Linked DNA regions of Homo sapiens: regions 2, 3, 4 and 5 are each linked to region 1. A link is a loop called in an ENCODE intact Hi-C map of the cell type or tissue named here. Cell type or tissue: PC-9. All regions are shown on one strand. Links, peaks and the distances in the headings refer to the core of each region. The heading gives the core; the rest is flanking DNA.

Region 1 (6,150 bases), core at 1-5,000:
GCTCTGTGGGCGCATCAATAAAAGCCGTCCTTGATTTTATTTTTCAAGGTCCCTTCTGTAAATGCTGTGCTTTCTTCCCTGTGAGAGCCAACTTTAGAGTGTCTGCTACCTCTTCATTACCAATCAGAATTAGATGATGTTTAACTGTTAGACTGAAGCGTGACGCTTTCATCAGTAGCTTCAAGAAAGTCTAAATTGTTAATTTATGGAATTGGACACAGTATTCAGTTTACCCGTACATGCTCCTCCCGCCCCTCCTGTTGGCACCCTTGCATCGCCCAGGCCTGATTCCTCCTGGGGGTAGTTCACCCCCACGGGTTCATAGTTCAGCGGCGAATGCCAGGCAGCTGTTTTCTGGCTGAGCAAACAGCACCTTTCTCATTGAGCTTCCTCTACTGACCTCTGTCCCCCTTGGGATTTCATCTTCTGACCGAACCCTGATGTTCAGTGGCAGAGACAGCCCATAGCCAGAACTGTGGGTAGACCAGGGTTGGGGTGTGCGGTTTGGGACAGCCCAAACCCCAGCCGCTGTGTCAAGGCCTAGGACGCCATGCTGCCATCAAAAGGGGGTTCCAGGTTTCCATCAGTGGCCTAAAGAAGGGACTTCTTGTTGTACTGAGGAGTGCGGAATTAAAGAGATTTGACTCCCTTTAGTATTGGGGGCAGTCCGTTCCCCAGACACTGTGGCCTCTGAAGTGGAAACTGAAAGCTGCATACCTGGGAAAGAACTTTCTAGGAATAGGCAATGGCCTTCAGTGGAAGAGGGAGGGCTGGAGGTGTGCCCAGTACTTGGATGTTCATCTGTCCACAACAGCTTTTTGTTTTTTTAAAAAAGCTAAAATGGAAATGGATTTTATCATAAAGGATGACATCGTTTTCTTCTACAATTAATACATGTTCATTGTATAAAACCCAAAAAGCAGCTAAAAAATAAAGCGGGAAAGGAACTACTGGTAATACTTGTCCTCTCTTGCATATTTCATAGGTTGAGAGAATGAAGCCTGCTCTGCAGGTTATCTGCTACTGTAACAATCCCAGCCCTCTCCACTCTGGTGGCTTTTAGGCTATTTCTGTTCCTATCTCCCGACGCTGGGGGTTGACAGGACTCAGCTGGGTGGTTACATGCCCACAGCTCCCACTGCAGTCACTGGAGGCTTGGCTGGACTGGAGCACGCGAGGCTGGTGTTTGGGAGATGCCCGGACAGCTGGCCTTTTCCCCGAGGTCTTGGGCCTCTCATTCTTCACAACGCATCTACAGCAAGGTCCATATGTTTGTTGAATGACTCAGTTCCCACAAGCAAAAGCAGAAGCTGCCAGGCTCTAAGGCTTGGGCTGAGAACTGGCCCAGCTTCGCTTGCGCTGCATTCTCTAGGTTAGAGTAAGTTACAAGGCCCCCAATGACATGGGCAGGAACCACACAAGGGTGTGGCTGCGGGAGACCTGACTCTGATGGCCATTTATGGAGATGAGCTGCCCCCCACTTCTTTCACTGTGTGTATTTGCCCTTGTCACTTTTCTAAATTTTTCTTTAGAGACAGGGTCTCTGTCGCACAGGCTGGAGTGCAGTGGTGTGATCATGGCTCACTGCAGCCTCCAACCCCTGGGCTCAAGCGATCCTCCCACCTCAGCCTCCCCAGTAGCTGGGACTATGGGTGCCTGCCACCACGCCCGGCTAATTTTATAATTTTTTGTAGAGACCGGGGTGGGGGTGACCGGGCGCGGTGGCTCACGCCTGTAATCCCAGCACTTTGGGAGGCCGAGGCAGGCAGATCACGAGGTCAGGAGATCGAGACCATCCTGGCTAACACGGTGAAACCCCTTCTCTACTAAAAATACAAAAAATTAGCTGGGCGTGGTGGCGGGTGCCTATAGTCCCACCTCCTCAGGAGGCTGAGGCAGGAGAATGGCATGAACCTGGGGGGCGAAGCTTGCAGTGAGCCAAGATTGCACCACTGCACTCCAGCCTGGGCGACAGAGCCAGACTCCGTCTCAAAAAAAAAAAAAAAAACAAGATATCAGGGTGGGAGGACTTGCTCTGTTGCCCAGGCTGGTCCTCCTGGCCTCAATCAATCCTCCCACCTCGGCCTCCCAAAGTGTTGGGATTACACGCATGAGCCACTGTGCCCTGCCATTCTTTTCACAGCTGGATAACCTTGAGGGTGGATAATTCGGTGTTTTTGTTTTTCACTGCTGTAGAGAGCAGAACTCTGAGCGTGGTACTTTAGCATTGTTTCCTCCTGGTGGTTCTATATGCAGAGCACTATGCTGGCTGTATTTGGGGTACATTTGCCATTTTATGGGATCCTTGCAACAACCCTGACAGGACCTGGGACTCAAGCTAAGTCAGGTTGTGTCTTGGTTGAGGGTGGTCACTACCTCTCTCCATAAACCAGGGGCTACCCCTTAAGAACCTCCCAGAGAGTTCACTCAGGATACTCCCACTAAGGTGGGAGGACTGCTTGAGCCCAGGAGCTTGAGGTTGCTGTGAGCTGTGACTGTGCCACTACACTCCAGCCTGGGAGACAGAGAGAGACCTGTCCCAAAAAAAAAAAAAAAAAAAAAAAAAAGCGCATTTCTGGTTCCATCTCAGAAATTCAGCTCTAGCATCCTAAAGGGAGGACCTGGAATGTAGAATATCCTAGATTCTTTCAGATGATGATGAAGGGGCCTGGAGATACTGGCCGTCCCTGGGCTATTCACCCTCTAGCTCCTGCCTTCCAGGGCTAAAGACGAGTCAGGTACTGAGAATCCACAAGACAAACACAGAGGAAGTACCGTGGGACTCCAGAGGAGGGCAAGGTTACTTCATGTCTTGGCAGAGCATCAAGGAGGACTTCCCCTATCAAGATCTCTAGGAGGAGGGAAAAGGAGGAGGAGGAGATGGCATACGCTCTGGCTCTGCAGGCTGGGCAGGATTTCAACCAGCAGGGAGGGTGGGATGGGCGTCATAGGCAGCTGCCGGAGCAGACAGGCTGAAGAGCTTGTGGATGGCAGGAACAGGGCGTCCCAGGAGCTGAGCAGGATGGTGACACGGTGGCCAAGGCTGCTCACACTCCACCAAGGACGGGTTGGCAGGGGGGTCCCTGGAGCCTGCTGCTGGGCCCAGATTCTGATTTTTTTAATTTAAATTTTTATTTTATTTTGAGACGGAGTCTTGCTCTGTCGCCCAAGCTGGAGTGCAGTGGTGTGATCTCGGCTCACTGCAACCTCTCTGGCCCAGGTTCAAGCAGTTCTGCCTCAGCCTCCCAAGTAGATGGGACTACATGCACGCCACTACCACAGCCAGATAATTTTTGTATAGTAGATGGGGTTTCTCCATGTTGGTCAAGCTGGTCTCAAACTCCTAACCTCAAGTAATCTGCCCGCCTTGCCCTCCCAAAGTGCTGGGATTACAGGCGTGAGCCACCGCACCCGGCCCAGATTCTGCATTTTCTAGTCAGCTTCCCAGCAATGCCTGAGCTGCAGGTGCACACGAACTAGGAGTGACGTGAAGGCAGGGACCACTCGGATGCTAAAGACCAGAGATGGGGTGGTGGTGAGTAGGAGGGGGGATGATAGGGACATGGAGGAGAAACAGCATCTCCCAGCACCATTTCTGCCACCCAGAACTCCATCAGGAAGTTGTCAGTGTGGATGAAACTCACCACACGTCTACTTCCAAGCTCCAATTATCCGTCCTCCCATCCTTCTGGCCACCTCCTCACACAGAACTCCTGTCCTCCTCTGTGAGGAAAAAAAGACCAGTGGCTGCATGTATGGTGTTAAGGACCAAAATGATGTGGCCAAGGCCTTTGCCACGGGAAGCCAAGAACCAGTCTTTGTTTTTTGTTTTGTTGAGACGGAGTCTCGCTTTGTCGCCCAGGCTGGAGCGCAGTGGCAAGCTCTCGGCTCACTGCAACCTCTGTGTTATGAGTAAAATGTTTATTCAGAAACAAAATGCTTCTTCCCCAGTACTGCAAGGAAAAATCAGCATTTAGACAAAGAAGTTTTCTCAGTAAGGTAATTTTACTTTCTGGAGAAAAGAGGGAAGCAATTTTTATCCTTTATGCAGCTTGTCCTTGCTACTGTGTGTTGTCTCCATTGACTGGAGCTAGAAATTACAATTTAAACTGAACCTGATTGGCTAACAACTTAAAACACTGCTAAATAGGTAAAACTAATGGAGAATAAAGAAAAAGAGGAAGTTGCTTATGAAAAGACATAGAAAAGTTATAACATTTCCTGCCGGACGCGGTGGCTCACACCTGTAATCCCAGCAGTTTGGGAGGCTGAGGTGGGCGGATCACGAGGTCAGGAGATCGAGGCCATCCTGGCTAACACGGTGAAACCGTGTCTCTACTAAAAAAATACAAAAAATTAGCTGGGCATGGTGGCACACGCCTGTAGTCCCAGCTACTTGGGAGGGTGAGGCAGGTGAATCGCTTGAACCTGGGAGGCAGAGGTTGCAGGGAGCTGAGACTGTGCCACTGCACCCCAGCCTGGGCAACAGAGTGAGAGACTGTCAAAAAAAAAAAAAAAAGGACATTCCAAAATAAGGAACGCAGCAAGCTAAGACATCCCTGTGAGCACAGCCAGCAAACATACCTTGGTTTAAGTACAAGAACATAGACTGTACTATGTGCCTGTAAGCATGTGTAGCACAAATATATTGTTTAAAGTACAAGGACATAGACTGTACTTACTCTTTTCTATCTAACAGCTACACAGTATAGGGCTTAACAGTTATTAGCACAAAGCAAGGAGGTCTCAAGGAAGCTAATTTTTAAAAAATTATTTCTAAAACTTATGATTTATTCTTTATGAAGAAGGGAAACTTTGAAAAGGAAACTTTTAACATTGTACACTCCGCCTCACGGGATCAAGAAATTCTCCTGCCTTAGCCTCCCGAGCAGCTGGGATTACTGGCACCCACGGAGAAACCGCTGTCAGGCAGTGGCTGGGACTCTTCAGGCCGCCAGGGAGCCGAAGGCGGGGCCTGAGAGGCCTCACTTCGAGGAGCCTGGGGCCTACAAAGGCTGCCAGGAGCTGGGCAGGAGCTGGGCCGAACGTGGCTGTTGCGAGGCAGGAGCTGGGCCGGCAGGCGCAGCCGGCAAGGAGAGCTGGGCCTGGAGAGGCTGGCTGGAAACACTTCTGGGCCTGGAGAGGATGGCCAGAGGCGAGAGCCGGGCCCGTGGAGGCTGCCCACAGGCAGAACACGAGCCTGGCCTGAGGCGGCCATGCTGAGGCAAGAGCTGGGCCTGGTGGGGGTCCACTGTGAGGAGGCAGAGGCCGTGCCTCAAGTCCAGGGGCCTACGACAGGCAGGAGCTGGGCCTGGCGAGGCCGACTTCAGGACACTTTGGGCCCGCACAGGCCATCGGCCGGGGGGCAGCAGCTGGGCCCTGGAGGGGCCCACTTGAGAAACCCTTGGCCGGGAGACGCCGTCGGGGCGGGCGGGAGCTGGGCCTGGAGAGGCCACCGTGAGGCTTGAGCTGGACCTCCAGAGCCCAGTGAGAGGCATGCGATGGGCTTGTCGAGGCCGCTGGGAGGCTGGCAGGAACACGGCCGGGGAAGGCCACCGTGAGGCAAGATCTGGCCCCGGGGAGGCCACTGCGAGGCCACAGGTGGGCCTGGAGAGCTGGGCTGGAGGAGGTTTTGGTCGTACGAATGCTGCCGGGATCTGGGCACGAGCCGAGTCAGAAGCAGCTGTCTGCAGGCTGGGGCTGGGCATGGAGGCGCAGCCGCGAGAGAGTGCTGGGCCTGGAGAGTAGGCTGGGAGGCAGCCACCGGGCCGTGGTGGTGGCTTGCCAACTTGGGCCTGCAGAGGCTGCCACGAGGGAAAAGCCGGGCCTCTGAAAGAGGCCGTTCAGAGGGATGAGCCAGGCCTAAAGAGGTCATCGGGATGCAGGAGCCGGGCCTGCGGAGGCCGCCAAAAAGCAGGAGCCTGGCCTGGGGGAGGTCACGGTGAGGCACGAGATGAGCCCAAAGAGGCCGTCGGGAGGCAAGAGCCAGGTCTGTCGGGGCTGCCGCGAGGCAGGTGGCAACGTGGCCTGGGGAGACCGACGTGAGGCACGAGCCGGGCCCGGAGAGGCCGCTGTCACGAGGAGCTGCGCCTCTCCAGGCCGCCGGGGAGCCGAAGGTGGGGCCTGAGAGGCCTCACTTCGAGGAGCCTG
Region 2 (6,150 bases), core at 494-5,493, 110 kb after region 1:
TGCCATCGGAGGATTCTGGTTATGGGATGGAGACGCTGACAGGTAAGAAATGGACCTGGGCTGGTGGTGCTTAGGACTCATCTCCCCAGGGAGCAAACGGAAAGGGGTGGGCCAGGCAGGCCCCAGACTTTTCTTGATTTTGACCGCCTCTAGTAGAGGAAACCCAATATATGCCTGACCCCAATCCAAGGCTGGGTTCCTTTTGGAAACCTCAAGTAGGCTCTATTTATTTATTTAGAGACTTTGGAGCAATCTCAGCTCATTGCAACCTCCGCCTCCCGAGTTCAAGCGATTTTCCTGCCTCAGCCTCCTGAGTAGCTGGGATTACAGGCACGTGCCACCATGCCTGGCTAATTTTGTATTTTTAGTAGAGACAGGCTTTCACCATGTTGGTCAGGCTGGTCTCGAACTCCTGACCTCAGGTGATCCACCCTCATCAGCCTCCCAAAGTGCTGGGATTTTAGGCGTGAGCCACCACACCCGACCATAGGCCCCATTTCTAACAAGGCCCAGCATGCTTCCCAGGAGCCACCTGTTGGGATTAATTTGTCCGTTTATCCAACAGCTATTTATTGAGCATCTATTGTGTACCAGGTCCTGTGTAAGGAGCTGGAGACAAAGCAGTGAACCAAGCAGAAGTACCCACCTCCTGGGGTGCACATCTGCCTGTGAAGAGATAGATGGATAGTAAGCAAATAAGTAAAATAGGCAGGCTAAGGTGGCTCATGCCTGTAATCCCAACACTTTGGGAAGCCAAAGCGAGGGGATTACTTGAGGCTGGGAGTTCAAGATCAGCCTGGGCAACATAGAGAGACCCATCTCTTAAATGTTTTGAGATGGAGCCTTACTCTGTTTCCCAGGCTGGAGTGCAGTGGCGCGATCTCAGCTCACTGCAACCTCCGCCTCCTGGGTTCAAGCACTTCTCCTGCCTCAACCTCCTGAGTAGCTGGGATTACAGGTGCCCGCCACCATGCCTGGCTAACTGTTTTGCATTTTTAGTAGAGGCGGGGTTTCACCATGATGGCCAGGCAGGTCTCGAACTCCTGACCTCAAATGATCCTCCTGCCTCGGCCTCCCAAAGAGCTGGGATTACAGGCGTGAGCCAACGCACCCTGACTCAACAAATATTTATTGAGCACCTACTGTGTACTAGGTCCTGCACAAGGCGCTGGGGAAAAAGCAGTGGACCAAACAGATGTCCCCACCTCCTAGGGTACACATCCTCATGTGGAGAGATAAACAGTAAGCAAATAAGTAATATAAGCAGGGCAAGGTGGCTCACGCCTGGCTCACCTCCCAGGAAGGCCCTCAAAAGGGCTCTGGCAGCTTTGCCCCCTACACAGGCATGAGACACAGGGGTTGAGATTCCTGGCCCTGTGGCACCGGGTGGCCTTACAGCAGCCATGTCTCTGCAGCCAAGGCCATTGGCATCTCGGAGCCCGTCAAGGTGCCATACTCCAAGTTTCTGATGCACCCGGAGGAGCTGTTTGTGGTGGGGCTGCCTGAAGGCATCTCTCTCCACAGGCCCAACTGCTTCGGGATCGCCAAGCTCTGGAAGATTCTGGAGGCCAGCAACAGCATCCAGTTTGTCATCAAGAGGTAAGGCCCGACCAGGTCCACGGGAGACAGCACCGGGCCTGCTCAGCACCCAGGGTCAGGAGCAGCACCAAATTGCCATCAAGCGATTTTTGTGCCTCAGCCACCCGAATAGCTGGGACCACAGGTGTGTGCCACCATGCCCAGCTAATTTTTTGATTGATTGATTAATTGATTGGTTGGTTGATTGATTTTATTTTTTTAGAGATAGGGTCTGGCCATATCGCCCAGACTGTTCTCAAACTCCTGGACTCAAGCCATCTCCTGCCTGGGCCTCCCAAAGTGATTACAGGCGTGAGCCACCGTGCCTGGCCACTATTTCTTTCTTTTTTTTTTCTTTAGACAGAGTCTCACTCTGTCTCCCAGGCTGGAGTGCAGTGGTGCAGTCTTGGCTCACTGCAACCACAGCCTCCTGGGTTCAAGCAATTCTCCTGACTCAGCCTCTTGAGTAGCTGAGACTACAGGTGCCTGCCACCATGCCCGGTTAATTTTTGTATTTTTAGCAGAGACGGGGTTTCACCATGTTGGCCAGGCTGGTCTTGAACTCCTGACCTCAGGTGATCCGGCCACCTCAGCCTCCCAAAGTGCTGGGATTACAGGCATGAGCCACAGCGCCCGGCCTTTGTTTTGTTTTTGAGATCAGGTCTCCCTCTGTTTCCCAGGCTGGAGTGCAGTGGTACAATCATAGCTCACTGCAGCCTCCACCTTCCAGGCCCAAGTGATCCTCTTGCCTCAGCCTCCTGAGTAGCTGGGACTACAGGCATATGCCACCACACCTAATTTTTTTTTTTGTAGAGTCGGGGTCGCTCTATGTTGCTCAGGCTGGTCTCCAACTCCTGGATTCCTCCCACCTCAGTCTCCCAAAGTGCTGGGATTACAGGCATAAGCCACCCACCAGGTGGAGAACCAGTCTTTAAATAACAGAGTGTGGGAGTAGGGGGCGCCCAGGGCGAAGGTACTTAGACAGCAGAAGAGTCCATCCAGCAAAGAAGCTGCTGTTAAGTCCTGGGGCCACCCAGCCACGCTGGGTAATTATAAAGAAAGCAAGTCTCGAGTCTCGTCTGCGATCGCGGACGGGATGAACAGCGTAACCTAGAACAACCCTGACCTCCACGAGGAGGACCTGGTCTCCCGCAGGCCACAACTCCCCCGCAGTTCCCGCCTGCTGCCTGCAGAGGGAGCCAGAGGCTGAGGCTGCACCAGCCCTGCTCCAGCCCCGGGAGGTCACGGTCGGCAGAATGCTCATTAGCATTCCAGAGCCAAATCCAGCTTCCGGCTCTGTCTGGTCTCTGCTCATCTAGGCAGGAGGGACAGCCGCCTTCAGACGGCGAGAAGGGAGGCCGGAGTGGATCCAGGAGGGCGGTGGAAACCGGAGACACAGTATCGGTGCAGGAAGTGCAGAAGCTGTCATCTTGCCCAAGAGAAGCAAGGCAGAGACCAAGCACGGTGGCTCACGCCTGTAATCCCAGCGCTTTGGGAGGCCCAGGTGGGAAGATCCCTTTAGCCCAGTTCAAGACAAGCCTGGGCAACATAGTGAGACTGCCCCCCACCTCCCATGTCTCTACAAAAAATTTAAAAATTAGCCGGGGATGGTGGTGCATATCACCCATATACCCAGCTACTTGGGAGGCTGAGGCAGGAGGATTGCCTGAGCCCAGGAGATGGAGGCTGCAATGAGTTATGATCATGCCACTGCACTCCAGCCTGGCCAAAAAGCCAGATCCTGTCTTAAAATTTAAAAACAGAGAGAGGAGCAAGGTGGTGCCCCACAAGATGAATTGTCAGGGAAACTTCCATTAACCAGGTAACCTTGACTCCCTCCTGGCTCCACTGCCCTGTGGGGACAGCAGGGACAGGACATTCCTGCCTGACATGCCCAGGGGATAGGGATCAATTACTCCAAACTCAGGGTGGGAGGAAGCTGCTGGGGACAAGGAGGGAGAGCTGGAGCCTGCCCTGCAGCCACTATGGATGTCTGCAGTAATCTCCATCCAGAGGCCGGGCATAGTGGCCTACTCCTGTAATCCCAGCACTTTGGGAGGCTGAGGCGGGCAGATCACGAGGTCAAGAGATTGAGACCATCCTGGCCAACAGTGTGAAACCCCATCTCTACTAAAAGTACAAAAAATTAGCCAGGCATGGTGGCGTGTGTCTGTAGTCCCAGCTACTCGGGAGACTGAGGCAGGAGAATTGCTTGAACCCGGGAGGTGGAGGTTGCAGTAAGCCAAGCTCGTGACACTGCAGGGGGCCTGGAGACAGAGCAAGACTCTGTTTCAAAAACAAAAATAGGCCAGGCGCAGTGGCTTACGCCTGTAATCCCAGCACTTTGGGAGGCGGAGGTGGGAAGATCACGAGGTCAGGAGATCGAGACCATCCTGGCTAACATGGTGAAACCCCGTCTCTACTAAAAATACAAAAAAATTAGCGGGGCGTGGTGGCAGGCGCCTGTAGTCCCAGCTACTAGGGAGGCTGAGGCAGGAGAATGGCATGAACCCAGGAGGCGGAGCTTGCAGTGAGCTGAGATTGTGCCACTGCACTCCAGCCTGGGTGACAGAGCGAGACTCCATCTCAAAATACAAATAAAAATAAATAAATAAATAAATAATAAATAAAAAAATTAAAATCCCCATCCAGGCGCTGGCAGGCTCTAGCCTACAGGGGGCTGGGCCCGGGTCTCCCGGTGCTTGCCTCTGTGGGTCCCAGTTCCTAATCTCGTAGGGCTTGAGATGGAATTCCTCAGTTTCCCCACTCGCAGAGGCTGCCCACATCCCGCCCCTGCCTGCGCCCTGGCCCCCACGGACTCATAACTTGGGGCGAACTTCCTGCATCAGCCAGAGCTGGCCAGCCAGAAATGAGTTCTTTTCCTCCTCTTAATTTTCTTCTAGTTGCTTAAGTTTCCTCGCAAAGTCTAAGGGGGTCACCCTGGGTCAGGCAGAACAAGATGCTGAGAGATAGGACCAGGTGGGCTGATCTGGGGCTGGTTTGTACCAGCACAGCAGATGTGATTGTGAGATGGGGAAATGTCTGAACTGACTCATCAACAGTGGTGGCCCCAGTCTGCAGATCCTCTCCTGCGACCCCCCTGGGAGCCCCCCAACCCCACCCCACCCATGGAAAACAGTAATCTTAACAAATGACATTTGCAAAGGCCTTGTTTCCAAATGAGGCCATATTCTGAGAAACTGGGACTTAGGACTTCAATACATGAATTTTTAGGAATAAAATTCAACCCATCCCACTAAATATATGGAGTAAAAAGTTGAGAGCACCCTACACACAATACACATTCCAAAGGCAATTTCCATCTTCATTCTAGATGTTTGTCCTTCGAGATCTTTTTCTATTCATTGATTTGTTTATTTATTTGAGACAGGATCTTGCTCTGTCGCCCAGGCTGGAGTGCAGTGGCGCGATCTCGGCTCACTGCAACCACTGCCTCCCGGGTTCAAGCGATTCTCCTGCCTCGGCCTCCGGAGTGGCTGGGATTACAGGGATGCGCCACCATGCCATACTATTTTTTGTATTTTTAGTAGAGATGGGGTTTCACATTGTTGGCCAGGCTGGCCTCGAACTCCTGACCTCAGGTGATCCACCCATCTCAGCCTACCAAAGTGCTGGGATTACAGACATGAGCCACCTCACGTGGCCTAGTGAGTAATTATTTTAATAGCACAGTAGGCCAGGCGCCATGGCTCACACCTGTAATCCCAGCACTTTGGAAGGCCGAGGTGGGCGGATCTCGAGGTCAGGAGATCGAGACCATCCTGGCTAACACAGTGAAACCCCGTCTTTACTAAAAATACAAAAAAAAAATTAGCCGGGCGTGGTGGCGTGCACCTGTAGTCCCAGCTACTCAGGAGGTTGAGGCAGGAGAATTGCTTGAACCCGGGAGATGCAGGTTGCAGTGAACCGAGATTGCACCATTGCACTCTAGCCTGGGCGACAGAGTGAGACTCCGTCTCAAAAACAAAAACAAACAAACAAAAAAACCAGCGTCCTCCCTGCAGATGAGCAGGAGATCGAAGGGCCCAAGAATAAGGTGCTGACCCCCAGCACACACCCACAGAGCTGCCCCCTCCCCAACCAAGCTTTGGCCCAAAGGGAGGGTCCCAATGCAGGGCTTTGGAGTGGTTTCCCAGTGGGTTCACTATTCCCTATTCTCTCCGCAAGGCCAAAGCTAATAAACGAAGTGCTGATCTGCCTCCAAAGCCTCTCCCCAGCCTATTAGATGACAACAGATGTGTATCGTAGGATTCCATATATGGGGGTAAAATGTATTTGCAGTTGAATATAAAAGCATAGAGGCTGGGCACGGTGGCTCGTGCCTGTAATCCCAGTACTTTGGGAGGCCAAGGCAGGAAGATTGCTTGAGCCCAGGAGTTCGAAACCAGCCTGGTCAACATAGTGAGACCTCGTCTCTATCAAAACTAAAAAAATTTTGCCAGGTGTGGTGGTGTGTGCCTGTAGTCCCAGCTACTTGGGAGGCTAAGATGGGAGGATCACTTGAGCTGAGGACCTGGGGTTGCAGGGAGCTATGATCGAGCCACTGCACTC
Region 3 (6,150 bases), core at 465-5,464, 250 kb after region 1:
CTGAGATAGCGCCATTGTACTCCAGCCTGGGCAACAGAGCAAGACTCCATCTCAAAAAAAAAAAAAAAAAAAACCAGGGAAAAAGCCCAGGGCTGGGGCCAGACCTTGGTTTGGGCCCGCTGCACCCTGGCGGAGACATGGGCTGGGGTGCAGCCTGGCCCTGGGCTCAGTTTCCATTCTGAGACTTCACTTCTGGGGGACCTCTGGTTGTCTGTTGGTGTTGTCAGTCCCATGCAGGGTGACGATCTAGGGGGAGTCATGAATAGTGGAAGCTACCCAGGTCCCCTAACAATCGTAGGAAGACCAAAGTCCCAGGGGGACTTGAGGATATGCAGATATTTCTGTGCATGACCAACAAGGGCCTGGGTGAGAAAGGCCTTCAGTCTGGCCCCTGACCCCACTAAGTAACCCCTTTTTTCCCTATGTCGTTCTGCTCTCCATATGATGGGCTCCTCAAAGTCCTCTTAGGAATGGCTGGGAGCGTCTATGTCTTCAGGCTGGTGGGACCACAGGATAAGGAGGTTGAAAACTTAATCAGGTGGATGGATGACAAAGAGGTCACTCCCGCCGGGTGCAGTGGCTCACACCTGTAATCTAGCACTTTGGGAGGCCGAGGCGGACGGATCACTTGAGCTCAGCAGTTCAAGACCACCCTGGGCAACATGGTGAAACCCAGTCTCTACCAAAATACAAAAAAAATTAGCCAGGCATGGTGGTGGGTGTCAGTAGTCCCAGCTACTCGGGAGGCTGAGGCATGAGAATCACTTGAGCCCGGGAGGTGGAGGTTGCAGTGAGCCAAGACTGAGCCACTGCACTCCAGCCTGGGTGACAGAGCGAGACTCCATCTCAAAAAAAAAAAAAAAAAAGGTCAGCCAGCGCAGTGGCTCACACCTGTAATCCCAGCACTTTGGGAGGCTGAGGCAGGCAGATCACGAGGTCAGGAGTTCAAGACCAGCCATGACCAACATGGAGAAACCCCATCTCTACTAAAAATACAAAATTAGCCAGGTGTGGTGGTAGGCGCCTATAGTCCCAGCTACTCAGGAGGCTGAGGCAGGAGAATGGCATGAACCCAGGAGGCAGAGGTTGTGGTGAGCTGAGATAGTGCCATTGCACTCCAGCCTGGGCAACAAGAGCAAAACTCCATCTCAAAACAAAAACAAACAAACAAACAAACAAACAAAAAAGAAATCACTCCCTTCTTTGGGTTCACCTACCCTCTCTTGGCCCTCATGCCCTCACTGGACCCCTCGTGAGTTCCCATCTGCCCCACTGATTCTGTCCCTCCCTGACTCAGCTCCACTACCTGACTGTACCCCTCCCAACACCAAGTCCCTCCTCGCACAGGAAATCCGTTCTTTCTTTCTTTTTTTTCTTTTCTTTTTTTGAGACAGAGTCTCGCTCTATTGCCCAGGCCAGAGTGCAGTGGTACCATCTTGGCTCACTGCAGCCTCCTCCCAATGGGTTCAAGTAATACTTGTGCCTCAGCCTCCAGATTAGCTGGGATTACAGGTGTGCACCACCATACCCAGCTAATTTTTGTATTTTTAGTAGAGACGGGGTTGCACCATGTTGGCTAGTCTGGTCTTGAACTCCTGACCTCAGGTGATCCGCCCGTCTTGGCCTCCTGAAGTGCTGAGATTATAGGCATGAGCCACCGTGCTTGGCTTCTTCTTTTCTTTTTGTTTTCTTTTTTAGAGACCAGGTCTCACTCTGTCTCCAGGCTGGAGTACACTAGTGAGATCATAGCTCACTGCAACCTCCAACTCCTGGGCTCAAGCAATCCTCCTGTCCAGCCTTCCGAGTAGCTGGGACAACAGGTGTGCGCCACTATACCTGGTAAGTTTCTAATTTTTTGTAGAGATGCGGGTCTCACTATGTTGCCCAGGGAGGTCTCGAACTCCTGGAATCAAGTGATCCTCCTGCCTCCACCTCCCAAAGTGTTGGGATTACAGATGTGAGCCGCCTCACCTGGCCTTTCTTGGAGTTCACCCGTCTTCCCTGAGCTCCCACCCCATGACTGCACTTCCTCACTTCCCCACTCTCCCCTCCCTTGTTTGAGGCCCCTCCCCTCTCTGAATTCCACCCCACCTGTCTCTGAACCCTGATGCCCAAACTATCCCTTTGTAATTCCTCCCGTGGCCCCAAAGACCCCTCTTCTCCAGGTCTGCCCAGCCTGAAAGCCTTGAACCCTGGGAGCAGCCCCACAGACCGATCCCCTCAGCAGGGGGTAGTGGGCTCTGGGTGGGAGAAAGATAAATCAATCCCCACCCGGGCTCAAGTCAAGATCAGGCAGGAAGCCTCAGCCCCTCCCACACGGAGGATGGAGCTGTGCGCAGGCAGGCCCGAGACTGCCCCCTAGAGGACGCCCTGGGGTTTGCGGACCCACATCGCCCCACTCCCAGGCCCAGATAGGACAGTAAGCGACTGCCCCCTGGTGCCCTCCCAGAGAGGATGAATTCCTCAGGCACCAACACTGCCCAGTCCAGAACCTTCAGGAATCTCTGCCCAGGTTCTGAGCCCTGTAGAGCGCAAACAGGGGCAATTGACTTGGTCTTGGCCAGACGCAGTGTCTCACACCTGTAATCCCAGCACTTTGGGAGGCTGAGGCGGGAGGATCGCTTGAGCCTAGGAATGTGAGACCAGCCTGGACAACATAGTGAGATCCCTTCTCTACAAAAAAAAAAAAAAAAAAAGGAAAAAGTAGCCGGACATGGCATGGCAGTAGGTGCAAACCTACAGCCCCAGCTGCTCGGGAGGCTGAGGTGGGAGGATTGCTTGAGCCCAGAAGCTTGAGGCTGCAGTGAGATATGATCACAACACTGCACTCCAGCCTGGAAGACAGAGCGAGACTCTGTTTCTTATAAATAAATAAATAAATAAATAAATAAATAAATAAATAAATAAAACAAAGAGACAAGCCGGACATGGTGGTTCATGCCTGTAATCCCAGCACTTTGGGAGGCTGAGGCAGGTGGATAACTTGAGGTCAGAAGTTCAAGACCAGCCTGGCCAACATGGTGAAACCCCGTCTCCACTAAAAATACAAAAATTAGCCAGGTGTGGTGACGGATGCTTGTAATCCCAGCTACTCGGGAGGCTGAGGCAGGAGAATTGCTTGAACCCAGGAGGTGGATGTTGCAGCAAGTTAAGATTGTGCCACTGCACTCCAGCCTGGGTGACAAAGCGAGACCCTGTCTCAACAAAAATAAAAAGAGGCCCAGTCTTGAAAAACTCTGACACCTCCCCACTGCCCCTCTCCCCAGCCCCACACCCAGCACGCCTTTAGCCCGGTTCTCCTCTGCCCTGGGCTTCAGTTTCCAAGGGCCTTCAAGCCTCCCTGAATTTCCCTCCTGGAAGACCCAGCCCACTCTCTCTGCCTTGGAAGGGTCTGGCAGCCAAGGCCTGAGCCCGGGCTCCTGCCCCACCCTGTCACACCCTCTGCTGCAGGGGGGTTGACCACTGTTTCCACTCTGATCCTAATCAGAACTGGCACATTTTAGGAGGCACCTGCTAGCTGCCAATCACTCGTTAGCTTATTAAATCCTCATAGCAACCCCACTCCACTGAGCGGCAGCACGGGATCGCAGTTATGGTTGCAGGAACTCATGTCACACTGCCTGGGTTCAATCCCACTTGGCCACTTACTTCTTAGCTGTGGGACCTTGGGCATGTTGCTAAGTCTCAGTTTCCTCATCTGCAAATGATGCAACTATATGAATTAATACCTAAGAAGTATTCTTTTTTTTTTAACTGAGTTTCATTCTTGTTGCCCAGGCTGGAGTGCAGTGGCACTATCTCGGCTCACCGCAACCTCTGCCTCCCGGGTTCAAGCGATTCTCCTGCCTCAGCCTCCCGAGTAGCTGGGACTACAGGTACCTGCCACCACACCCGGCTAATGTTGTATTTTTAGTAGAGATGGGGTTTCTTTTTTTTTTTTTTTTGAGACGGAGTCTCGCTCTGTCGCCCAGGCCGGACTGCGGACTGCAGTGGCGCAATCTCGGCTCACTGCAAGCTCCGCTTCCCGGGTTCACACCATTCTCCTTCCTCAGCCTCCCGAGTAGCTGGGACTACAGGCGCCCGCCACCGCGCCCGGCTAATTTTTTGTATTTTTAGTAGAGACGGGGTTTCACCTTGTTAGCCAGGATGGTCTCGATCTCCTGACCTCATGATCCACCCGCCTCGGCCTCCCAAAGTGCTGGGATTACAGGCGTGAGCCACCGCGCCGGGCCGAGATGGGGTTTCTTTATGTTGGTCAGGATGGTCTCTAACTCCCGACCTCAGGTGATCCACCCATCTCGGCCTCCCAAAGTGCTGGGATTACAGGCATGAGACACCATGCCTGGCTTTTTTTTTTTTTTTTTTGAGACAGGATCTTGCTCAGTTGCCCAGGCTGGAGTGCCATGGCACCATTACAGCTCACTACAGCCTCGAATTCTTGGACTCCAGCTACCCTCCTACCTCAGCCTCCCAAGTAGCCGGGACCACAAGCATTTGTCAATATGCCTGGCTAATTTTGTAATTTTGGTAGAGATAGGATCTCGCTATGTTGCCCAGGCTGGTCTGGAACTCCCAGTCTCCAGCGATCCTCCTGCCTCAGCCTCCCAAAGTGCTGGGATTACAGGCTTGAGCCTCTGCACCCAGCCACTGTGAAGTCTTTAGAAGGCTGCTGAGAGCCGATAGTAAGCACTCAGTCACTGCTAGACATTTTTGAGGTAGGTTGTATTATTCTCGTTTTACAGATGTAGAAACTGATCCTCTAAAAGGCTAAATACCTTGAGAGGTTATGTCACCTAATTAGGACATGGTGGGATGAGAATCCAAATCCTGAGCTCTTAAGCTTTTGTCCCCCAACAGCCCTTTATTCAGAAAATGAAACATTGGGTCGGGCACAGTGGTTTTCACCTGTAATCCCAACACTTTGGGAGGCTGAGGCTTGAGGTCAGGTACTCGAGACCAGTCTGGGCACCACAGTGAGACTGTTTCTACAAAAAAAATTTAGAAATCAGCTGGGTATGGTGGTGCACACCTATAGTCTCAGCTACTCAGAGCCCAGGATTTGGAGGCTCCAGTGAGCTATGATTGCACCACTGCACTCCAGTACAGCCTGGGCAACAGAGTGACACCTTGTCTCTAAAAAAGAAAGAAAAAGAAAATAGACATTGCTGAGCGACAGAAATCCCACCTTTCTAAACAGTCAGCAACCTCACTGGAGCTGATTTTTAATTCCTAAATCCAGCCTTGATAGTGACTTGGGCAACTCAACTCCCTCTCGGCCTGGGATTATACAACTCTATGTCAGGAGATGGGAAGCGGGGAGACTGGGTGTCTTTATTCCATTTCTGACATCTTTCAGGACTGATGATGGGGGAGGGCCCTGGCCCTGGCTGGCAGCCACTGTTCGATTCAGTTATCATCATCAGGACCGTGGGAGGGAAGGGTATTGGAGCAGAGGACCTTGAAGGGCGCACAGGAGGCTGATGGGGCTGTAACACCTGGGGCATGAGGGCAGCGGAGGTTGGACAGGCAGGTTGGGACCTAGCTGTGGAGGGCCTGGGATACCAAAGAGAGGCAGGACCTGGCCTCAGTGTCGCCAGGACACCAGATCTGCCCCCTCCCTCACTGTTGCACCATGGCTCCCGCGTGTAAAGTGATGGAACCCGTCAGACCCAGGTAGCCACCAGAAACCGCCCAGCTGTTGTGTGCATCGGGGGCCAGGAGTTTCCTCTTCTGCAATCTGGGAACAACGCAGACCTCCCAGGGCTGTTTTCAGAAGCAGAGATGTGTAGGTAAGAAAGGATAGCCAACCAGTACGGGCCGGGACACGAGAGATCACGTCATTATTCAGATGGAGAAACTGAAGGGCAGGCGTGGGACCAAGGGCCCACCACGAGCCCAAGGCTCCATCCTCCCAAGCACGTAACAAAGGTGGAGGCGGAAGACGGAGGAGAGAGAAGCGGGTGAAGTTGGGAGATAAAAGCTCCCCAGTGGCTGGAGGGCGGGATCTGCAACAAATGAAGCCCCGGGGCCGCTAAGCGGGCCGATTTCGGGGCAGGGACCCAGGCCCTAGCAACAGTCCGACCATTGGCGGAGCGGGGACACGCTGGCCTGTGATTGGCTCTTGCCATGCCCGAGGGGAAGGCGGCCGCC
Region 4 (5,608 bases), core at 1-5,000, 98 kb after region 1:
TGCCTGTAATCTCAGCTACTCAGGAGGCTGACACATGGGAATCACTTGAACCCGGAGGGGGCCGCGGGGGGACGGGGGAGGGGGGATGGAGGTTGCAGTGAGCTGAGATTGCGCCACTGCCCTCCAGCCTGGGTGACAGAGTGAGATTCCGTCTCAAAAAAAAAAAAAAAAAAACCCACCTGAAGAAGGTTTCCAGTTCTGCCAGCAGTCCCCCACCCAACCCCCAGAAGCAGACATTCCTTTGCTGTGGGCCATGAACAGGCAGAAGGAAGCGCCTCCTCATGGCAGAGGCCTACCCAGGAGAAACCCAAGGGAAGGCACTGCCGGGCCAGCCCCTCTGCCAAAGCCATTTTCTTTTTTCTTTTTTTTTTTTTTTTTTTGAGACACAGTTTCACTCTGTCTCCCAGACTGGAGTGCAGTGGCACAATCTCGGCTCACTTCAACCTCTGCCTCCCCAGTTCAAACGATTCTCCTGCCTCAACCTTCTGAGTAGCTGGGATTACATGAGCATAGCACACCTAGCTAATTTTTGTATTTTTAGCAGAGACAGGGTTTTGCCATGTTGCCCAGGCTAGACTCGAACTCTTGGCCTCAAGTGATCCACCTGTCTCAGCCTCCCAAAGTGCTGGGATTACAGGAGTGAGCCACCGCACCCAGCACTCGTCAAGGTCTTTGATGGCAGGTTTTTCCAGGTGATCAGTTCTTGTCTGGTCTGGCTCTGTCCCACTCTCCCTCTCACCAAGTTGGAACCCCTAGCTAGTTTTCAGATGGGAAGAATGTGTACCCCAATCCCAACTTGGTATGGTTCAGATCTGCATTTAACTCATGAAGCCTGGCTGCTCCCCAGGTCCTGGAGAAAAAAAAGGGTCTCGCTGCAGGTATGATACAGGACGGGCCTATCCCCAGGACCCGCCTGTCCCCAGGACCCTGTAAGAGGGAAGCCCAAATTCCCACCAGGTTGGGAGGGCTGGGGAAGGGAAAGTGTTATGGTAGCCCCAAGACTAAAAAGAGGCAGCAGAGGGAGCAGGACAGTGCTCCCAGGTAACTCATGCCGCTGCCTGAGTGAGGTGAGGGAAGAGTGCACCCACTGACGTCAGGGGGCAGAGAGGCGCGCTTCCAGGGCGGCTTTTCCCCTCGCTTCTTGCCATTTTACTCTGATCCCCTCCAGGTGAGCCTGCCCACTTTGGGCCCAGGGTTGCCGCTGGGGCCTGTACCCAAAAGCAGCCCCCCGTGGCCATGGCCCCAGGAGTGGGGCAGAGCAGGGAGGAGTCCTGGACCGAGGAGACGCAGGGGCAGGAAGGAATGGGCCTCAAACTCCAGGAGGGGGCCCTTCTCATGGGTCCTGCTTTCTGGCCTCTCCTCTCTTACCCCTGGGCTGATCACCCTGGGAAGAACTAAGCCAAGGTTTCTCACCCTCAGGTCCGAGGGGTTCAATTAACGGGCCCTTAGGGAGGTGCGAGCCTCCTGAAACGATGCAAGGTGCCTGGCCTAATTTTTATATTTTTAGTAGAGATGGGGTTTCACCATATTGGCCAGGCTGGTCTCGAGTTCCTGACTTCAAGTGATCGGAATGCCTCGGGCACACAAAATGTTGGAATTACAGGCGTGAGCCAACGCGCCCGGCCAGCCCTATTTATTTAAGCCTATACATTTTGCACTTGTTAAAAGTATTTGAACATACAATTACCATGTTTTCTTTAAGCGGTCCCTCCCTGTTGCACACTTGGATAGTTTATTTTTTTAGACAAGGTTTACTTCAGTCTCGCAGGATAGAGTGCTGTGATGGGATCATAGCTCATTGCAGCCTTGAACCTTGGGGTTCAAGTATCTGGGAAGCTGAGGAGGGACTACAGAGATGGAGTCGCGCCATGTTGCCCAGGCCGCTCTTTAACTCCTGGCCTGAAGGGATCCTTCCGCCTCGGCGGAGCCCGGACATAGTTTTCTAGTTTTGACCCACAGAAACACTGTGCTGGGTCGGAGTTTGTCAACTACCCTTCTCCAGCCAGCAACACACAGAACATGGCGGGGAAGTCACGGTCACCAGGCTCCAAACCGAGGAGAAAACAGCCCAGCTCCAGGCACTGTAGCGTCACTGTGACATCGCCGAAGGCCGGCGCTATTACGTCGCCGGAAGGCCCGCGCCTGTGACGTCAGCGGAGGCGCGCCCCTTCTGTAGAACCAATCGGAACTCGAGGCGCGGCGGCTGGGTATTCCAGGAGAGCGCATGCGCAGACGCGTGGCCACAGACTGCCGGTCAGTGTCAGTAGGCGGCGGGTTAGTGTCCGCAGGCTCCGACTCGGCCGCCGACACCAATAAGCTACAAGGACGAGCTTTACCACTGCCTGTACTACTGCTACCTGCGCGACTTCCCAGCCTGCGGCGTAGGGCGCAGCAAGGGCCTGACGCTGAGCGAGTAGGCGCTGCGCACCAAGCGGCTGTGGCCCGGAGGGCACTGTCGGGCAGAAGCTCCTCAGTGGCCACCACAAGCCCGCTAGCTCCGGCTACAGCCCTTGCCGCACACTCGCGTCACCTGAGCCTGTGTAGGTGCGCCCCCCCAACTCCTCCCCCAGCCAGGTCCCGGGGACACCGGCAGCGTCCCCCACCGCCCGGCGCCGCTCATTCTGGGCAGGATCGGCCCCGTCTGAGGCTACACCGCATTAGGGAGCTGCACCCCTCGGCTTGACCTCTCATGGCCTTTGCAACAACATCAAAGCCTTTGGAACTTTGTAGGGGGTACGAGGGGCTAGGAAACCAAGAAAACATCTCTTTAAAAATATAAGCGATCGGGCCGGGCACGGTGGCTCACGCCTTTAATCCCAGCACTTTGGGAGGCCGAGACAGGTGGATCACGAGGTCGGAAATTCAAGACCATCCTGGCCAGCATGGTGAATGCCGTCTATACTAAAAATAAAAAATTAGCCGGGCGTGGTGGCGGGCACATGTAATACCAGCTATTCGGGAGGCTGAGGCAGAGGCAGAGAATTGCTTGAACCCGGGGGGCGGCGGCTGCAGTGAGCCGAGATCGCGCCACTGCACTCCAGCCTGGGCGACAGACCGAGACTCCAACTAAAAAAAAAAAAATATATATATATATATATATATATATATATATATATTTGGAGCCCGGGAGGTTGAGGTTACCGTGAGCTGAGATTACGCCACTGCACTTCAGCCTGGGTGACAGAGGGAGACCATGTCTCTAAAAAAAATTACATGTGAGTGAGAGCTTTTCTTCCAGTGCTCATGCTCAGACTGAAGAAAGTAATTGGGCCGGCCTGGTAACTCACGCCCTTAATCCTAGCACTTTGGGAGGCCGAGGTGGGCAGATCCCTTGAGCTCAGGCGTTCCAGACTAGCTTGAGCAACATGGTGAAATTCGGTCTCTACAAAAATACAAAAAATTAGCTGGGCGTCGTGGTGGGCGCCTGTAGTCCCAGCTACTCAGGAGGCTGAGGCAGGAGAATGGTGTGAACCCGGGAGGCAGAGCTTGCAGTGAGCCGAGATCGCGCCATTGCACTCCAGCCTGGGCGACAGAGTGAGACTCCATCTCAAAAAAAAGAAAATGGAAACTTTTGCCAGTGATTCCCTTCCTTCAAACTAATGATAAGGAAATGACGCTGTTCTGTTTTGTTTTCTTTTTGCATGTTTTTTTTTCTTTTTTGAGAGAGGGTCTTGCTCTGTTGCCCAGGCTGGAGTGAGGTGGCGCAATCATGGCTCACTGCAGCCTCGACCTCCCAGACTCAAGCAATCCTTTCCCCAGCCTCCCAAGTAGCTGAGACTGCAGGTGTTTACTACCACAGTTGGCTAATTTTTGTATTTTTTGTAGAGACAGGGTTTCACCATGTTGCCCAGGGTGGTCTCAAACTCCTGGGCTCAGCTATCCTCTACCCTCGGCCTCCCAAAGTGCTGGGATTACAGGCGTGAGCCACTGTACCTGGCTGATGCTGTTCTTTTCAAATGCATATTTACTTTTTTTTTTTTTTTTTTTTTTTTTGAGATGGAGTCTCACTCTGTCTCCCCAGCTGGAGTGCAGTGGTGCAATCTTGGCTCACTGCAGCCTGGTCTTGAACTCCTGACCTCAGATGATCCACATGCCTTGGCATCCCAAATTGCTGGGATTACAGGTGTGATCCACCACACGTGACGATTTTGCTCATTTTAGATACTAGAACTTGTTAATTAAAAAAATATATATATTTTTTGAGCTGGAGTGCAGTGGCATGATCTCGGCTCACTGCCACCTCCGCCTCCTGGGTTCAAGTGATTCTCCTGCCTCAGCCTCTCGAGTAGCTGGGACTACAGGCACATGCCACCATGCCCAGCTAATTTTTGTATTTTTAGTAGAGACAGGGTTTCGCCATGTTGGCCAGGATGGTCTTGATCTCTTGACCTCATGATCCACCTGCCTCGGCCTCCCAAAATGCATGAGCCACTGCGCCCAGCCAAAAAAAAATTTTTTTTTGAGGCAAAATCTCACTCTGTCATGCAGGCTGGAGTACAGTGGCACAGTCACAGCTCACTGCAGCCTCGACTTCCTTGACTCAGGTGATTCTCCCACCATAGTCTCCAAGTATCTGGGACTACAGGTACACGCCAGCACACCTGGCTAATTTTTGTTTGTTTGTTTGTTTTTTGAGATAGAGTCTCACTCTGTTGCCCAGGCTAGAGTGCAGTGGCGTGACCTCGGCTCACTGCAAGCTCTGCCTCCTGGGTTCATGCCATTCTCCTGCCTCCACCTCCTGAGTAGCTGGGACTACAGGTGCCTGTCACCACGTCTGGCTAAATTTTTTGTATTTTTAATAGAGACAGGGTTTCACCGTATTAGCCAGGATGGTCTTGATCTCCTGACCTCATGATCTGCCCGCCTCAGCCTCCCAAAGTCCTGGGATTACAGGCATGAGCCACCGCGTCCAGCCCACACCCAGCTAATTTTTTTTTTTGTATTTTGTAGAGAAGGTGTTTTGCCATATTGCCCAGGCTGGTCTCAAACTCCTGGGCTTCAAGCGATCTTCCAGCCTCAGCCTCCTGAAGTGCTAGGATTACAGGCATGAGTCACTGCTCCCAGCCTTTTTAATTCAATTTAAATTATAAATGTGATCGCTATAGAAAATATGTGTATTATTTATCTGCTGCTATGTAACAAATTACTCCAGACCTAGTGGCTTAAAATAAATACTTAGGGCCAGGCACAGTGGCTCATGCCTGTAATCCCAATACTTTGGGAGGCCGAGGTGGGCAGATGGCTTGAGTCCAGCAGTTTAAGATCAGCCTGGGCAACATAGTAAGACTCCATCCCTACAGAAAATGCAAACATTAGCCAGGCGTGGTGGTGCACACCTGTGGTCCCAGCTACTCAGGAGGCTGATGGGGGAGAATCACTTGAGCCCGGGAGGAAGAGGTTACAGTGAGCCAAGATCACAACACCGCACTCCAGCCTGGGTGACAGAGTGAGACTCTGTCTCAAAAATAAATAAATAAATAAATAAATAAATAAATAAATAAAATACTTACTTAGGATCTCCATTTCTGTGGGTCAGGAATTCAGGAGTGGCATAGCTGGGTCATTTGGGCTCAGGGTGTCTCATGACATTGCACTCAAGCTGTCCACT
Region 5 (6,150 bases), core at 575-5,574, 61 kb after region 1:
AGGTGGTTCCGGATAATTTTTGTATTTTTTGTAGACATGGGGTTTCACCATGTTGCCCAGGCTGGTCTCAAACTCCCAAGCTCAGGTGATCCATTCATCGTGGCCTCCCAAAGTGCTGAGATTATAGGCATGAGCCACTGCATCTGGTATCCATGTCTTAAGGAGAAGTGTGTTTTTGGTAAGCAATATTTCCTTTTATTTCCTTATAATAAAACAAAAGGAAACAGCAAAAGTCACAAAACCTAGAAGATTGGCAAGGGTCTTAAGGGGTAACACTGTCTTATTATTCATTCCCCTGCCTCCAGGGGAGAACTCATTACAATTACCCCAGGGTAGGAACTGGGGAGCAAGAGAGGGGGCTCCCAGAAAACAGGTCTTCTGACAGCATCAGTGTCGGTTCCCAGTCTCCCTCATTATTTCACATTGACTGCATAACTCTGAGTACCAACATAAATTTTCGGAGACCAAGGCCTAACGACAAAGATTCTTTCTTGCTTCATGTTGGGCCATTTCAACTGGCTTGTCTGCTCAATTGTAGAACACCTGTGACTTACGTGACAATCTTCTTGCTGGTTATATGGCACTTTAAGAAGCCGGGTGAATATGATCACCTACATACAAACCCATGCACTGGAAAACAGCTACTATGGCTCACTTTCATCCCCCCAAGAGCCCAACGTGGGCTTTTTCCTATATGCTCTCAATACACTTCCCCAAGACACAAGCTGTCTCTCAAATAAGCTCTCGGGCAGAAAATCTCTCTCTCAGATGACTTTCAAGCCTAGAAATCACCATTTCTGACAAGCTATGAACAGTGAGGGTATTATGCCACAGAACAAACCAAGATCCACAAATGCACAAAAAACAAAACATCCAAAGAGACAGTCACTTGGATAGGCATGAATTTCATAAACAAAACTACCTATTTCAATTCTCTTGACTCCTCCTACAGAGTAAACAAATTTCTCTAAAACACAATGTCTTTTGACCAAAGAGAGTATGGGTTTCATATATTGTCTGACCCTCAAACCCAATTTCAGTCTCAAATCTGAGCTGATGTTCTCAAAAAGTTGACAGAAATTACAAAGCTGAGCCTATAAGCATTTTGGATCTACTCTGTGTCTCACTCAGGCAGAGAAGAAAAAAAAGAGTATCAGAACATTACCCTTCTTTGATCCGACCCTGGAAGACGCACTGAAGATTTCTTCACTGTGGTAACCTCGTGGGTCTTCTCGTTGGTTTTCTTTCCTTCAAACTTGGAGAATGTGAGGGATTGGGCCCCTTGGCTGCTCTGACTGCTGGCAAAGGCCTCTTCCTCCCACTGGAGTCTGCAATTCAAGAGAGGATTAGAATGATCTAGATATTCTCCAAGATTTCTCTGTATCTGAAGGTTATTACTCCATTTATTCAGGAGGATCTAAAGATTTTAGAACTAGAGACTAAATATGCAAAATCAGTCTGAGGTCTCACATAGCTACAGGATGGACTGCTCTTCATGCACTACAGATTTCAAATGGGATCTTCTCATGCTCATTCAGCAACTGCTCTAGGGTTACATGAAAGAAACCAAGTCTAGTCCTTTTCCCCAACAAGCTCAGTGAAATAAAGAAAGTCTAGTCCTTTTCCCTAACAAGCTCAAGGTTGGAACAAACAAAAAGGTAAGTAAACAACTGCTATATAATGGGACAGCTGCTACATCAGAGAGTAAAAATTGAGTGCTGTGAGAACACAGAAAAGAACAACGCAATCTGCTGGAGGAGTCTGATGAGGCTTTACAACGGTGCTGTTTGGGGTGAGTCTTAAAGGACAAACAGGATCCTTTTTTTGTTTCTGTTTTTTTTTTTTTTTTTTTTTGAGACAGTGTGTCACTCCATCACCCAGCCTGGAGTGTAATGGCACGATCTCAGCTCACTACAACCTCTGCCTTCCAAGTTCAAGCAATTCTCATCCCTCAGCCTCCCAAGTTATTGGGACTACAGGCACACACCACCACGCCTGACTGATAAGGATGATTAGGATTCTACGTGAAAGGACATTCCAGGAAGAAGGAACTACGAATGTGCAAGCCTGTGGTTTGCTTCACAACAAGCTGAATGTAGCCAGAGCACTGGCGTGTGATGAACTGTGATGCTGGCTACACAGGAAGGCACCAGAGGGTAGGGAATCTTGATTGCTAAGCCCATTGCTAAGCCTATTCTGGATTTCATCATGCGGTGGGGAAGCAAGAAAGACTGTAAATCCAAAAAGTTATTGTTGTCAGATCTGTGCTTTAGAAAGATCATGCAGGTAGCTGTAAGAACAACTTGAAGGATAGAGAAACCAGAGACATGGACAGGAATTAAGAGTATATTATAAAGGTTTAAGTAAAAGAAAATAAATACCTGGAAAAGAGGAGTAGAAAAGGTAAAATTCAAAAGACTTTTCTAAGTTGGAACAAACAGAACTTGGTCAAATTGTAGGTGCCAAGGGAGGTTAAAGAGAAATCAAGAGTGAAACCAAGGTTTTTTAGCTAACTTGGTAAAGAATGACGCCATTAACTGACTCACGAGAAGGGTTAGGAGGAAAATGTTCAGAATGGGGAGAATAATAAATAAAAGCAATAAATTTGGCTTCGGATTAGCTGCATGTGAACCATCTGTAATAAATAACAAACACAGGCCGGGTGCGGGGGCTCACGCCCTTAATCCCAACACGCTGGGAGGCCAAGGCGGCTGAATCACTTGAGCTCAGGAGTTTGAGACCAGCCTAGGCAACATGGTGAAACCCTGTCTCTACATAAAATACAAAAATTAGCTGGGCATGGTGGCATGCTCCTGTAGTCCTAGCTACTTGGGAGGCTGAAGCAGGAGGATCACTTGAGCCAAGGAAGCAGAGGATGCAGTGAGTTGAGACTGCACCACTATACTCCAGCTGGGGTGACAGAGCAAGACCCTGTCTCAAAACAAAACAAAACAAAAAACCAAGCACTATCTATAAGACAGTGGTTCTCCAAGTGTGATTCCCCAGACAGCAGCAGCAGCATCACCAGGCAACTTGTTAGAAATGCAGATTCTCTAGTCTTACTCCCAAATTACTAAAATCAGAGACTCTAAGGGTAAGGTCCAGCAATCACTGCTTTTACAAGCTTTCCAAGAGATTTAGCAGGGTCACAATTAAAAGCAGTAAGAAATAGAAACAAAAATCACAGGTGGAGGTGCTAAGTCTGAGGATGGAATCAGGACACCTCTTTCTCTGGAACAGACAAGAAGTTAATATAAAGGTATTAGTACATTTTTATGTGGCAAGGGGAGGAAGCTGAGGCAGTTGGTGCCTAGTGCCCTCTACTGTTTTTGAAACAGGATCTGCTACTGACAGCATCAGGCATGCAGTGGAAACCCTGAGGAGATCATTCATGTTCTGGGCTAAAATTTTCTCTTTGATTGACCACAGTCACTGAAAGCAATGTGTAATTTCTAATTCTCTGAGTTCACCACAGATGCCAGCAAAATAGTCACTCAACAAATATTGGCTGACTGGATGAAAAAAACAAAAAAACTACCAAGAAGATTTGGCAGAATTCCATTTGACTTTCTTCTGTTGAAGCAGTTTTAGAATTTCCAAAATGCTCTGGCAAAGAATTAACATTATTCATGGCATTTTATTAGTTCCTATGCTCACTAGCCATCCCATCATTTAATTTTTTTTTTTTTTTTTTGAGACAGAGTCTCACCCTGTCACCCAGGCTGGAGTGCAGTGGCACGATCTCGGCTCACTGCAACCTCCAACACCTGGGTTCAAGCAATTCTCCTGCCTCAGTCTCCTGAGTAGCTGAGATAACAAGTGCGCACCACCACGCCTGGCTAACTTTTTAAATATTTTTAGTAGAGATGGGGTTTCACCATGTTGGTCAGGCTGGTCTCAAACTCCTGACCTCAAGTGATCCTCCCGCCTCAGCCTCCCAAAGTGCTAGGATTACAGGCATGAGCCACTGCGCCTGGCTCATTATTTAATTTTTAACATCACTGTATTTCCAGATAATATAAACTGCCTTTGACTAATCTAATTTTTAAGGAAAAGTTAAATTTCTATAATGCAAGGACTATGTATACAAGTCAACAGATTTCTACTACTGTGTTTTATCACTGAGCTACATGCCACGCTGAATATATTAAAAGAACAAGGGAAATAATGCTTGATGAGTGCCATTTGCAAGCCCTGCACTGGGTACATCATATTTATTAGCTCATTTAATCTTCACCGGGAAATATGCCTATCTCCATTCTTCCACTCCAAGGAGCTTATTGTCTAAATTTGAGAACTAACACAACCCAAAGAATATAATCAGAAGTTAAGACATACACAAAATGAAGAAACTATTGAAAGCTGTTCATTAAAGGTTGACTGAGAAGAAGAGGAGAAAACATCCTTTTCCTTAATTTTAAACTGACTTGCTGATAGGTCAAAGCAGAAATTTAAAAAAATGTATCTGGACGGTGACAGAAGTATGTATCCAGTCACGTCACTGTTCAACTACCCCTAGTTAAGTCCTTTTACCGCTCCGCCAGCTCCCAGTCCTCCTGAATCTCCTTCTGCCTGGCTTTGTGGTACTCTTCCCTCCAGCACTTGGAGCAGAAACCCTGCCAGGCAGGGTTGCCGTAGTAACCACATCCTTCCTTGCACAGGAGGTCTGACTGATGCACATGAATTCCTCAGTGTTCAGACTTAAGGCTCATCTTCTTCCTGCTAACCAATGAACAAATAACAAAGTTCTGTTGAAAAGGAATTATCATTCTACCAACTAAAATCTTACCAATTATGAACAAAAAGTGAGTGATTCCATTATCTTCAAGCTGTAAGAGAGGGAAGAAGGGAATGAAAGAGGGAGGGAATGAGGGAGGGAAAGAGGGGAGGAAGGAAGAAGGAAAAAAGAAAAGTTAACTATGGTAAATTCCTGAAACAGTCATATTAAAGACTTATTCCCTGCCGAAAATACACAGAACCCATTAAGAAAGGGCTAACATTGGATTAAATACCTAAACGTAAAGGCTGGAAACTACAAAACTTAGGGGAAAAGCTTCCCAACACTGGATTTTGCAATGACTTCTAGGATATGACACCAAAAGCACAGGCAACAAAAGTGAAATCAGACAAATACATTAATTACATCAAGATTTAAAACGTCTGCACAACACAGGAACCAACTGACAGAGTAAAAAGGAACAACACACAGAATGAGAGAACATATCTGCAAACCACATATCTAATAAAGGGTTAATATCCAGAATATAAAGGAACTCCTACAAGTCAATAACAAAAAAATAATAATAATAATCCGGTTAACAAATGGGAAAGGACTTCAATAGACAATTCTCCAAAGATATACCAACAGCCGACAAACATGTGAAAAAATGCTCAACATCACTAATCATCACAGAAATGCAAATCAAAACCACAATGAGATATCACTTCATACCCATTAGGACGGCTACTGTAAATAAAAAAAAACAAACCCAGTATGGGCACAGTGGCTCATGCCACTTTGGGAGGCCAAGGTGGGAGGATCACTTGAGGTTAGGAGTTCAGGACCAGCCTGGGCAACACAGCAAGACCCCATCTCTACAAAAAAATACAAAAACTAGCGAGGTGTGATGGTGTATGCCTGTAGTCCCAGCTACTCGGGAGGCTGAGACAGGAGGATCGCCTCTCTAGGAGGTGCAGGCTGCAGTGAGCTATGATCACACCACTGCACTCCAGCCTGGGTGACAGAGCGAGGCCTTGTCCAGAAAGAAGAGAAGAGAAAAAAATTGAAATAATACCATAATTTCCAAAGTCAATTTTCTTTTCTACTGTATAATATTTAAAGTCATTTGTTCATAGTCTCACAGCTGCATGGTAAATCGCTACGCAACAATTTCCTTTCAAACTGAAACCACATGGTCCTCATTCTTCTCCACAATAACAAACTGCCAAACAAGCACAGTAAAAAAGCAGCACTCTACAGCATTCATTCAAGGGACTCACATGTGCAGATAAAATTAGGCCCTATATCTTGGAGGTCTCATTAATTTAACTCAAACATTTACTAAGTGCCAACTGTGTGCAGAGAACTGAGCTAGATGGCACTGGTGATGCAACTGATAGAACACGTCTTTGCCCTCATGAAGCTCATAA

What was found. Peaks named below come from ENCODE experiments on the same cell type or tissue, not always from the same donor. Only the 100,000 strongest peaks of a DNase experiment are listed, where the experiment ranks them.
Region 2: a loop joins it to region 1, with 6 times the contacts of the local background. A loop is called at or near these places in 4 of 110 quality-filtered maps.
Region 3: a loop joins it to region 1, with 14 times the contacts of the local background. A loop is called at or near these places in 4 of 110 quality-filtered maps.
Region 4: a loop joins it to region 1, with 11 times the contacts of the local background. A loop is called at or near these places in 4 of 110 quality-filtered maps.
Region 5: a loop joins it to region 1, with 13 times the contacts of the local background. A loop is called at or near these places in 17 of 110 quality-filtered maps.

The regions. Positions count from the first base shown.
Region 1 is chr7:76,066,552-76,072,701 of GRCh38, forward strand. MDH2 (malate dehydrogenase 2) reads left to right here. Exons shown (of 9, transcript NM_005918.4): 9 at 1-957. Among named protein-coding and RNA genes, the nearest start is that of MDH2, 22 kb to the left of the region's middle. RefSeq lists an enhancer at 4,673-5,197. In PC-9, for the core only: a CTCF peak has its summit at 2,773; a DNase peak (open chromatin) is centred at 2,840; H3K27ac peaks cover 575 bases.
Region 2 is chr7:76,175,529-76,181,678 of GRCh38, forward strand. It overlaps the pseudogene LOC100420548. Among named protein-coding and RNA genes, the nearest start is that of SRRM3, 23 kb to the right of the region's middle. In PC-9, for the core only: CTCF peaks have their summits at 2,786 (motif pointing right) and 2,985; a DNase peak (open chromatin) is centred at 2,783; H3K4me3 peaks cover 465 bases.
Region 3 is chr7:76,312,054-76,318,203 of GRCh38, forward strand. No RefSeq gene overlaps it. Among named protein-coding and RNA genes, the nearest start is that of FPASL, 3.1 kb to the right of the region's middle. RefSeq lists enhancers at 2,219-2,513, 5,064-6,060, 5,533-5,712, 6,061-6,150 and a silencer at 5,993-6,150. In PC-9, for the core only: CTCF peaks have their summits at 2,382 (motif pointing left) and 2,588; a DNase peak (open chromatin) is centred at 2,418.
Region 4 is chr7:76,164,474-76,170,081 of GRCh38, forward strand. No RefSeq gene overlaps it. Among named protein-coding and RNA genes, the nearest start is that of SRRM3, 35 kb to the right of the region's middle. In PC-9, for the core only: a CTCF peak has its summit at 2,465; a DNase peak (open chromatin) is centred at 2,238; H3K4me3 peaks cover 1,580 bases; H3K27ac peaks cover 1,169 bases.
Region 5 is chr7:76,127,455-76,133,604 of GRCh38, forward strand. No RefSeq gene overlaps it. Among named protein-coding and RNA genes, the nearest start is that of SRRM3, 71 kb to the right of the region's middle. In PC-9, for the core only: a CTCF peak has its summit at 3,291 (motif pointing left); no DNase peak of the experiment used is centred there.